2 separate regions of the Mus musculus genome follow, and region 2 is linked to region 1. The links are chromatin loops, found by intact Hi-C in ENCODE. Cell type or tissue: gastrocnemius. All regions are shown on one strand.

Region 1 (5,000 bases):
TACGGTGTTCTGGGAACTCATGTCTTTGCCTTCCCTGAGGCTGGAATGACTTAGCTCTACTATGTGGAGTGGGCTTCCTCGGTTTCATCGTGAAGCCACGTGGGCCAAGATATCATGCAGCCTCTGTGACATATCTGTCCCACTTATGTCCATGGTGGCTCTCTGTCACTCAGCATGAAGTTACAGCTGTGCCCTGCTGTGAGACCCTTTCACAGTCCAGCATCCCAGCAGTTCTGCTAGACAGCCTTTGAAAGGCAACCTAGACAGGAGCTCCAGCGCAGCCTACCTAAGAAAGCTGGATTTAAGACAGGATTCCCTCGCTGACGAGGGGCTTGCTCTGGGGAGGAAACCAAAGCTTGGAGTGGTTTTAAAATTATCCCAATACTTTAGAAAATGTCAGGGGAAGCAATATTGGAAGGGTCCACTCTGATTTTAGTTTTTATCAACCATAAATATGGATGTATTTCCAGCCAAAAACAATAAAACAAAAAAACAAACAAAAAGATACCTAACCTTTATTCGAATTTCACTGTCTCATTTGGATAGTACAATAATTGAGTCCAGAGTTTTTCTTTTGGTTAGAAAGACTGTTCTTTGTGACTAATGCCAGCCTGCAGTAATGAAAAATTACATAAGGTCATCTCTTCCGGAAGCACTCGGAGTCTGTGCGTGCAGAAGTGACGGAGAAACTGTGATGCGTGGGGGATATTTCTGTTGTGGTAACAGCAGTCCTTCAACACATGCTGACTACGTGACAGACACTTCTAGCTCAAGGCCAGCTAAGGAGAGCAGCACGCAGGGCCTGCCTTTATAGGGATAATAGGTGAACCCACGTCCAGCTCCCAGCCTGCACTCTGGGCAACGTGCACACAAGTATACAAGCTGCATGCTCTGGAAGCATGGAGTAACGGTCACCTGGTACCTGGAGAATCTAGAAACTTCTCAGCAGAGCTGTGCTGTTTCCTGTGCATTGCTGCCCAAGACATGCTCTGAAGGCAAGCCTGCCCCACCTGTGCAGAACCAAGCTGGGATAAATTCCGCCATTCGGTTCTTCCAAAGTTTCTCAGCTGAAGACAGTGGAGGAGAGTGACTCTCTCACTGTGCACCTCATGCCTCTAAGTCATGCCCTGTGCGCTCTCCACAGTCTCTGGAGTGTCTGTTTTCCCGTTTGGGTTTTGGTGGTTAGGTGTGTTATATCTGCTTTAGTCTCCTCTGCCTGTCGTGTGTTCAGGCCCTGCAATGGCCTGGTTCAAATAGGAAGTGAGCCTGGAACCTTAGGGGACTGGGGCACTACAGGGAACCCGGGCTGAGTCCTGGGTTAGTTGGCCTTTGTCCTGGAGCAGTCAAATTACTTCAGCTATTTGGGAAGCCTCTGGCAGCAGATTCTGGAAAGCCACTGGAGCCGTCAGGATGACCCTTGTAGATCTTCTAGTGGCACAGCCAGGATCCTAAATTTAGTACCCTGTACTTTGTGAGGACATCGGGCTCCTGTCAAGTGTCCAGTGTGGCAACACAGTCCGTTTGTGTAAACCGAGAACTGGCAGGTGCTCAGATGTGGAGCCTGGCTCCTGAGGGAGGGATTTGCCAAGCAGCCAGGGCTGTCTTCCTGCCAAGGACTCCTATATTATAACTTGAAGGGTTTTCACTATGGCAGGTTTGCAGTCGACTTAGTTTTCTCTGTCCACCATAAAATGTAAAAGACCGAGGAGCCTTTTGGTCACTGCACAGTCAGGAGATCTTTCTGTTCTTACTTTTATCCGGGACTTATTCTCAGTGTTCTCTTTGTTTGCAGATGGCTCATCTGACCTTCACAGTGAAAGGAGCTTGCTATGTGCAGTGTGAAGGCTGTGATGGAGGCTGAAGACCTTTATCTAATCCAGTGTGTTAAATTTCAAAGCAGCACATATGGCCGAGGTGCCTATTTAACATATCAAAGTGGACCTGGCCTTCAGGATCTCCCAGCATCCCTCAGTCCCTACCTGTTACAGGGTAGTAGGACCAATCTTCAGTCTTCAAGTGAACGGCTCATGATTTTGAGTAAAAGGGACAGAGACGTATTTTCATCTGATGCTCAAGATATTTTACTTTTATTTTATGTATATAGATATTAATCTGTGTGTATATCTGTGCACACTATGTGTGCAGTGTCTGAGAAGGCCAGAAGAGGGCGTCAGGTTCTTTGGAACTGCAGTTGCTGGGCTACCATGTAAGGCTGAGACTTGGGTCGTCCGGAAGAGCAGCAAATGCTCTTTACCAACGAGCCCTCTCTCCAGCCACTTGAGATGCAATTTCAGTATAGCCGGATGCATCCTGTTGAGCCTTTAGTCTCTTCACCCCCTGCATGGCACATGTGATTGGTCCATTGCTGCTTTGGGGACTTGTCACAGACATTCTTAGTTTGACGTGTGGAACTATAGCTTATTTTCTGGGGGAAATGTGGAGAAAGCATTTTCCAGCAAAGTGCTTATATAAAGACTCATCGGGAAAGAGTCAGAGCAGTGCAGGGCGTCTCCCTGCCATGGGTTCCACCTCAAATCAGTGCACACTCGCAAACCAGCCTTGTGATGGATGAGCTCCAACACAGCTACTACAAGCCAGCTGCTGGGGTAGACAGACAGACAGACGTGTCAAACGTATGGTATACAAACATCTAACTTTTGTGTAGCCCACAACAGCTATTTTTAAGTTCCTGTAACTACCTTAGAACCCCATTTCTCTCACCTCCTTTTCCCCCCTCTCTACCTGGATGTCAATCATTCCTGACCCCAGCTCTCTCACCTTTTCCCCCCTCTCCCCAGAGATCGCTCATTCCTGACCCATTTTCCTGCTGGACTGCTTCTGTCTCTCAGAAGACTCTCTCTGATATGGTTTTACACCAGTTTCCATTGTTTCTAGCTTAGGGGGAGAGTTTGTTTTAAGCACAAATTCCTTCTTAATTCTTTGTCCTGCTTAAAACAGACACTCACATATATTGTCTTTCTCACCAATACTATCTCCAAAAATCCATGCAGTTTGACTTGCTTCCCAAACGTGGTCCTGAAATCAGCCTGGTCGTGTAGGCTAAAGGAAGCCTGTCCCCAGTTGGCTCTGATTGGGAAATAAAGTTGCTAACGGCCAATGGCTGGGCAAGGAGAAAGAGTGGGAGTTTTAGGATTCCCGGGCAAGGGATGAAGGAAAGAAGGAATTCTGCCATGAGAGGGATGTAGTCAGGCCATGCCATGAAGGAGCAGGAGGGTGACCCGGTCTAAATGTAGATGCAATGAGAAAGCAGCCCCGTGGGAGGGTCAGCCAGAAGGAAACAGGGAAGCAACGATAAGATATAGATTCAGAAAGTGTTAACTCAGGAATACCAGAGGGGAGTGTGTGCTAGCCACGGGCAGGTTTAGAAGTGCCCGGTCATTGAGCTAGCTAAGGCAGATTAAATATAAAGTGTGTGTGTGTGTGTGTGTGTTCATTCATGAATCCAGAGCTCTGCTAGAAGCTCAGAGTGACTTAACCATTTACAGCTACACCGTGGCTTGTAAACAAATCACCTTGTGTTCAGGAAGCTGCCATCTTGTATGTAGATGGTCACGTTCTTTTAAGAGTTTCAGCTTGAAAAATTAAAACCATACATGAAAGTAGGGTGAAGATGTAATAAGCCCCCAACTGCCTTAAACCCACCTTCAATAACCATCAGTTACCCCGACTCAGCCACCCCAGACAATTTTATTCCCAGGTCTTTGCCACCCTCTCCATTGTCCCAGGATCACTTTAAATATATTTCCATGTGTAAAGTTTTCAGTGTGCATTTCTGTCTGACAAGGATCCCACTTTGAAGCAAAGACATTGCTGGGTGTTGCAGGTGTAAGGTTTTTGTCAACTGTGTAAAGATTATCTTTTTATTATTCAAATGCTGATTTCTGTGCTCCCCACCGCCACTCCCCATATCTTGCTGCCATCCGGACATGGCCTTGCCATGGCTTATTTAAAGAATCTCCAGTCTCAGTGTTGTGTAAACACTGCTCCCCATTTATTCTCTGATAGGCCAATAAAAGCTGATCAGCTAATGGGCTTCTGCCAGCCAGGAGAGAAAGAGGAAGAAAGAATTCAGCCATGAGGGTTCAGGAGATCCCATGGGAAAAACACGCGGAGCAGAGAGAAGCAGATCTAATTCGAGTTAAACCGGAATGGCCTTAGCCAGAAAACAAGATGGAGGAACCTGTGCATCATCTTGCCCTTTTATAACATAGAGTCACGTAAGTGTAGTCTCACCCTCAGATCATCTTCCTGCACCCTTCCTAATCCCGGGGATGACATGAAATGGAGCCAGACCCAGCCGAGAGCTAGGGAAGTTGCGCCACATACAGCATGTCTGGTGATAAGAGGGGGGTGGGGGGGGGTCTACAGTGCGCTGAGAAAGTTCAGGACAGAAAACCCGGGTGTCGTCAGTGGTGGGCCACAGTGCTGAAGGCTCCCAGAGCTCTGTCCACCTTGATGAAAAGTCGCACGGCTCCTCGGGAGAGTGGTAACATTCTTGTGCTAAGTGCTGGCTTCCTGGGGATTCTGCACTGGCTATTTTCTCTACCTCCATTCCGTGCGCAGGCTGAACAAGGACATCCGAGGCTCCCATGCACAGCTTGCGCTCCAAGCCCTGCAATGCCCCGCCCACACGTGAAGCTCACGGCATCACATAAGAGTACTCGGTACACCAGGAGGGCGCCCTCAGAGAGGAGAAACCACTGGTCGAGGACGGAGGCAGGGGCACCCGCGTGTGCCTGATGGTGTACCACAAACAGTGATGGGTGGTGCCAAGTGTATAGATGCCTCACTGCAGTACGACTTTGAGCACAGTAGCTGGGACAGCTTCCACCAAGGCCTGAGGCCCTGCTGGCATGTCTCAGCCCAGTAGCCTTAAATCCCACTGTCTCCAGACATGCTGTGCGGGCACATGGCTAAGTGGGCATGGCAGAGCCAGCCTGGCCTCAAGACGTGCGGTGTGTGCTGTGGCTTCCTCGGTA
Region 2 (5,000 bases), 200 kb before region 1:
CCATATACAGTACTCAGCATCCACAGGGTGGCTTACAATCATCAGTAATTTCAGTTCGGGGGTGGGGGTGGGGATCTGACGGTGTCTTCTGTGTCTTCTTGCCTTTTCAGATACCAGGCATATAAATAGTACATAGGCACACTTGCAGATGAAATGCACACACATATTAAACAGATAGATAGATAGATAGATAGATAGATAGATAGATAGATAGATAGATAGAAAGGAGAAGACATAGATGTAAAACAAAACCCTGCCTCTACAGTGTTAGAAAAATAGATCCAATATAGCTTATGCTGCTCCCTCCACCCTCTTCTCCCCTCCCCCACCCAGCCCCTTAGAGTGAGTTGATAATATTTTATTGGTCTGCTCCTCTAGAGGTGGCTGGAACCTAGTGTCTCAGTGTTCACAAATATGATACATAGAGATGCCACTCTGTAGAGTGGAAGCCAGCCCGGTCACATGGAAAGGATTCACTGGGAAGTAGCGTGGGTACCTGTATGAACAGGAAGCCAGAAGAGAAAAACTGATCAGTAATACTGTAAAACTTGTGACATCATCAGTGACAGCTTGAGAAAATGAGTATGACACCTCTGGGTACTGATAAGAGTCACAGAAGCTCCCAGTTCCCTTGATCAGCCCCTTGTCCCATCTTGACAGCTGAGTGAATCAAGACCTACAAGCACTTAGGCCAGACAAACGTCCTGATTTTCTGTTCTATGAGCTCTTCTCAATGTATTCGCAAGTGCTTCCAAATGTTTGGGTTGTCGTCCACCTCTGCCATTCCTTAGGAAATAGAAGGAAATATGGAATACTGTCGGTTATTATTTTTTTTCTGTCAGATTTTCTCTGTATGGTAGATTATTTAAACCACTGAAACTTCCCCTCTCATTCTCTTCATTCATATAATGTGACATGGCAGATCACCTCCTTCAATGAGAGTTAGTCTGTATCCCTACACTTTGAATATGTGTTGGTCACATGGCTCATTTTGACCAATAGGACATTAGTAACTGGATATAAGCAGAGGCTTGCAAAGCATTTGTATATCAGCGCTCACCGTCTCGCTGAGTTTGGAGCAGCACCAAGACACACCATAGGAGAACAACCCATGTTAAGTTGTTGAAGGTGTCTGATGACTGGGGTTGGGTGGTGAATACTAGCCAGTGACCACTAGACATTAGATGTGGATAGAGCCATCCAGGGTCATAAAGTCACCATCAAAATCAATAGTTTACCGCAGAGCCCCTGAAGCACTCAGGGAGGATCAGAAATGAACTTGCCCATGTCAAGACAGTAATCCAACTGACTCATAGAACTGTAAGCTAAGTCATGAGGATTAAAATAAAGGCTCTCCCACAAGGCTGCCCATCCACCACTGGGTGATAAATCACACACACCCCCAGGGTTTGCAGCTTACAACAATCAATACTATCCCCTCTTTTTCCAATATAGGGATCTAAGCACGTGGTTGCTTTAGGCTCAAGTTCCATAAGGCTGAAGTCAAGATGGCTGACGTTACAGCCGTTTCAATACTTCGGCAGGCCTCAGGTCTCTGCCGACTGTCTGTCTGATGGAGGTATCATTTTTCTTGCCACATGCGTCTCTCCAAAAAAATTTTTTTATAACACGGCAGCGTGCTTCCCAGAGCAGAAGCAACTGGGAGAGTTCCCAGAAGGTGCAATCTTTTTATAACTGACTCATAGAAGTAATACCTTCTCGTTTGCACCGAAGCTATTAAAAGCTACTAAAAGTGGGTCACGAAATCTAGGCCCTGAACAAGGTGAGGGAGGCACAGAGGGTGTGGTGACAGAAGAAAGTGTCAGTCTTTAAGGCTGACTATACACACACTCAGAAAAAACCCTGCTTTTTCTCTAGAAGTTGCCACAATACCAACTTGTTATCCTGAGGTTTGTCACATGTTGCTCAACACCAGACAACCAGGACACCCAACAAAGGAAAAACATGGCAAGAAATAGTCTGAAAATTGCAGTTATTTTTTCATCAAACCAACCATATTTAACACACATTTAAATATAGACTATGTAGAATGTAGAAAGAACATTGAAACATTATAGTGAGAAATAAAATTAAGCAGAGCTAATCTTTTAGATAGATTAAGAGAGAGAGATATGGGTGGGTGGATGGATAGATAGATGGATAGATAGATAGATAGATAGATAGATAGATAGATAGATAGATAGAGATATATACTTGTGTATTTTCATATGTATGACTGCTTCGCCTGCATGTATATATACTGTGGGTTTGTCAGGTTCTTAAGGAGGCCAGAAGAGGTCATCAGATTCCTTGGAATAACCAGGGATTGTGTTTGGTAGGAATGAAACCTAGTCCTCTGCAAAAGCATTCAGTGCTGTTATGCACTAAGCCATCCTTAGATCTAGTCTTACATGTTGTAATAGAAAATTCTAAGTATATCTTCAAAGAACACAGGTAGCTTTTGCACATTTTTAAATCACAGCCATGACACAATCTGTGTGGGGAGGAGGTGGGTGTATGTGTGTTTGGTGTCCCTTCAGGTGTCACAGCCAGCAGTGAAATGACCTGGGAAGAGGTGAAAAATGAAAATTCAGCTCGTCTTAGACTGGACCAAACTTTAGGAGTCTCACACCAGGCAATTTATTGCCAGCATATAGGGTATAGATTGGGGGAAGAAAAAAAAAAGCTTTCTGGTGTAATACAAACCCCTGTGCACAAGGAGGCGTAATTACATCAAAACTCAACTCAAAGACCATGTCATTTCTTCCAAGAAGATGGGCTCTAGAGATTTGGGCCTTAAAGCCTAAGGACAGATCTGTCATGGTCTCATTCGTACAGATAGCGTCAAGGTGGCTATTAGCCACCTCTGGTCCTGGTTGTGGGAGCTTGGGGGAGCCTCTGGCTATACAGATAAGGGTTGTTTAGACTGTTAGAGAGCCCCTACACTGTAATGTGAGGATCATTTAGATTTCAAGCTAATTGTGGTTCTGGTTGTGAGAGCCTGGTACGGCCAGGCCCAATTGATAACACAGCTCACCAGGCTGTTAATTGCCTGCAAATGCCCAGCCTTCTTGATGGAAGAATAGGTTTTACATTCTTTCCTGTTTAGAAGACAATTCCGAGAGTTTAGCATTTCTGGTTCCTCTGGGGGTCTGGGGGCATAAGGACCTTCATGTTCCCAACAAATTAGGGCCATAGCTTGGGAGTATCACCAATGTGGTATATGTGTAGGGTGGAGAGGATGTGGGAGAACAGACAGAAAGAGCTCAAATGTAGTTACAGATGCTAGCTCCTGTTGCTGCTCTGCTCCTGGCTGTAGTGGAGATGTTGGTTTCTTTAATCACAGAAATCTTACAGGAATGTTTTTGTTTGAGTGCCCGGTGTGGGATATGGGGCGGCTTTCGAGTGTCCACAGCAGCTGACTGTGATTTGCCCCATGTTCTGGTGGGGGCATGATGCTGCCAGTCACAGATAATTCCTGAAAATGTATGACCTTTGGAATTCTCGGGACTCTTGAGAGGGTATAAAAATGCTAGAGCCCCGAGAGAGGTGGTGGCTGGTGCTGCTGTCGCTGCTGCCCCTGCCCCTGCCCTGCCCCTGTTGCCCCTGCCCCCACCCTTTTCCCCTCCACACCCCACCCCCACTCCTGCCACTGCTCCCACTGATGGCTGGTTGCTGATTGCAGATTGCTGCTTGGAGATATCCTGCTAAGAGGAATCAACAGTGCCCTCAAGGAACTCAAGGACACTAATCAGCAGGAAGTAGCCTGTGAAGATCAATGCCCCCCCCCCTTGTTCTCCTCTATCCGTCTTTCTCTCTTACCCAGTGTTAGGGGGTAGGAAGGGATTGGGGTGGAGAAGGATATTAAGAAAAGGAACCCATTAAGTAACCAAAAGTCTGCCTACACCTTGCCAATAATGTGACCTTAAAAGCAACTAGCAACTGTGCTGTAGCCTCATTACCTACAAAAAAAAAAAGTGAGGTTGAGATTATGACTCCCAACATGCTTTGCAGAACCTTAGAAACGGAACCATTTAACTTTCTGGGTTTCTGTGAAATAATTTTAAACATTTAAGAGGTTGGGCTATTGAAGGAGCAAAAATGTCCTCTGGTTGTCGATCAAGGACAAACTCCTCTTTTTATCCCACCATCTTCCAATGTAGAAATCCTTCCTGTAAAATAATTGACAAACGTCCTCAAGTCTCTGCTTCACTATCTCTGTGAAAACTCGGTCTTTCGGAAGAGGGCCATGCACTCCGTTCCTGGGTAGCTATAGCACTGCTTTCGTTTTGCTTTTATGTTGAGGCAACGTTTTCTCATTTTCAAATCTCCATCCTCTGTGATGATGTGTGAGTTAGACATGAGCCTGGTTCTTTTTCTTTTCTTTCTTTCTTTTTTTTTCTTTTTTGGTGTTTTGAGACAGGATTTCTCTGTGTAGCCCTGGCTGTCCTGGAACTCACTCTGTAGACCAGGCTGGCCTCGAACTCAGAAATCCACCTGCCTCTGCCTCCCAAGTGCTGGGATTAAAGGCGTATGCCACCACGCCCGGCTGAGCCTGCCCGGTTCCTTTACGCCAAACAATGTGAAGTGCCAGAGGATGTGAGTTTTGTGCCTGTCACTATTGTGTGAATCTTCAAACCCTGCTGCGGCAGCACTTGTTTCCTGTGCAGTTTGAGTAGTTTTGGCCCCCATAGATTTCTGTGTTTCAGTGCTTGTCCATAGGAAGTAGCACTTTTAGGAGCTGTGGCCTCGTCGGAGTAGGTGTGGCCTCATCAGAGTAGGTGTGGCCTCGTCGGAGTAGGTGTGGCCTTGTTGGAGGAAGTGCGTCACAGCTTTGAGATCTCCTATGCGCAAGCTCCACCCAGTGTGGAATCAGAACCTCCTCCCAGCTGCCTTAGGATCAAGAAGTAGAACTCTCAGCTCCTCCAACACCATGTCTGACTGCGTGCTTCCGTACTTCCCACCATGATAATAATAGAAGCTCTGAAACTGTAAGCCAG

What was found. Peaks named below come from ENCODE experiments on the same cell type or tissue, not always from the same donor. Only the 100,000 strongest peaks of a DNase experiment are listed, where the experiment ranks them.
Region 2: it touches region 1 in a loop (2.4-fold over the local background); 2 of 42 quality-filtered maps call a loop at or near these places.

Annotation. Positions count from the first base shown.
Region 1 is chr15:97,168,805-97,173,804 of GRCm38, forward strand. It overlaps Gm33149 (a long non-coding RNA gene), which reads left to right. Exons shown (of 3, transcript XR_384414.3): 2 at 4,027-4,238; 3 at 4,585-5,000. Among named protein-coding and RNA genes, the nearest start is that of Gm32885, 4.1 kb to the left of the region's middle. In gastrocnemius, a CTCF peak has its summit at 2,162 (motif pointing right); DNase peaks (open chromatin) are centred at 1,534 and 4,900; H3K4me3 peaks cover 1,020 bases; H3K27ac peaks cover 2,912 bases.
Region 2 is chr15:96,967,276-96,972,275 of GRCm38, forward strand. No RefSeq gene overlaps it. Among named protein-coding and RNA genes, the nearest start is that of Gm32840, 74 kb to the right of the region's middle. In gastrocnemius, a CTCF peak has its summit at 2,721; no DNase peak of the experiment used is centred here; H3K4me3 peaks cover 182 bases; H3K27ac peaks cover 2,885 bases.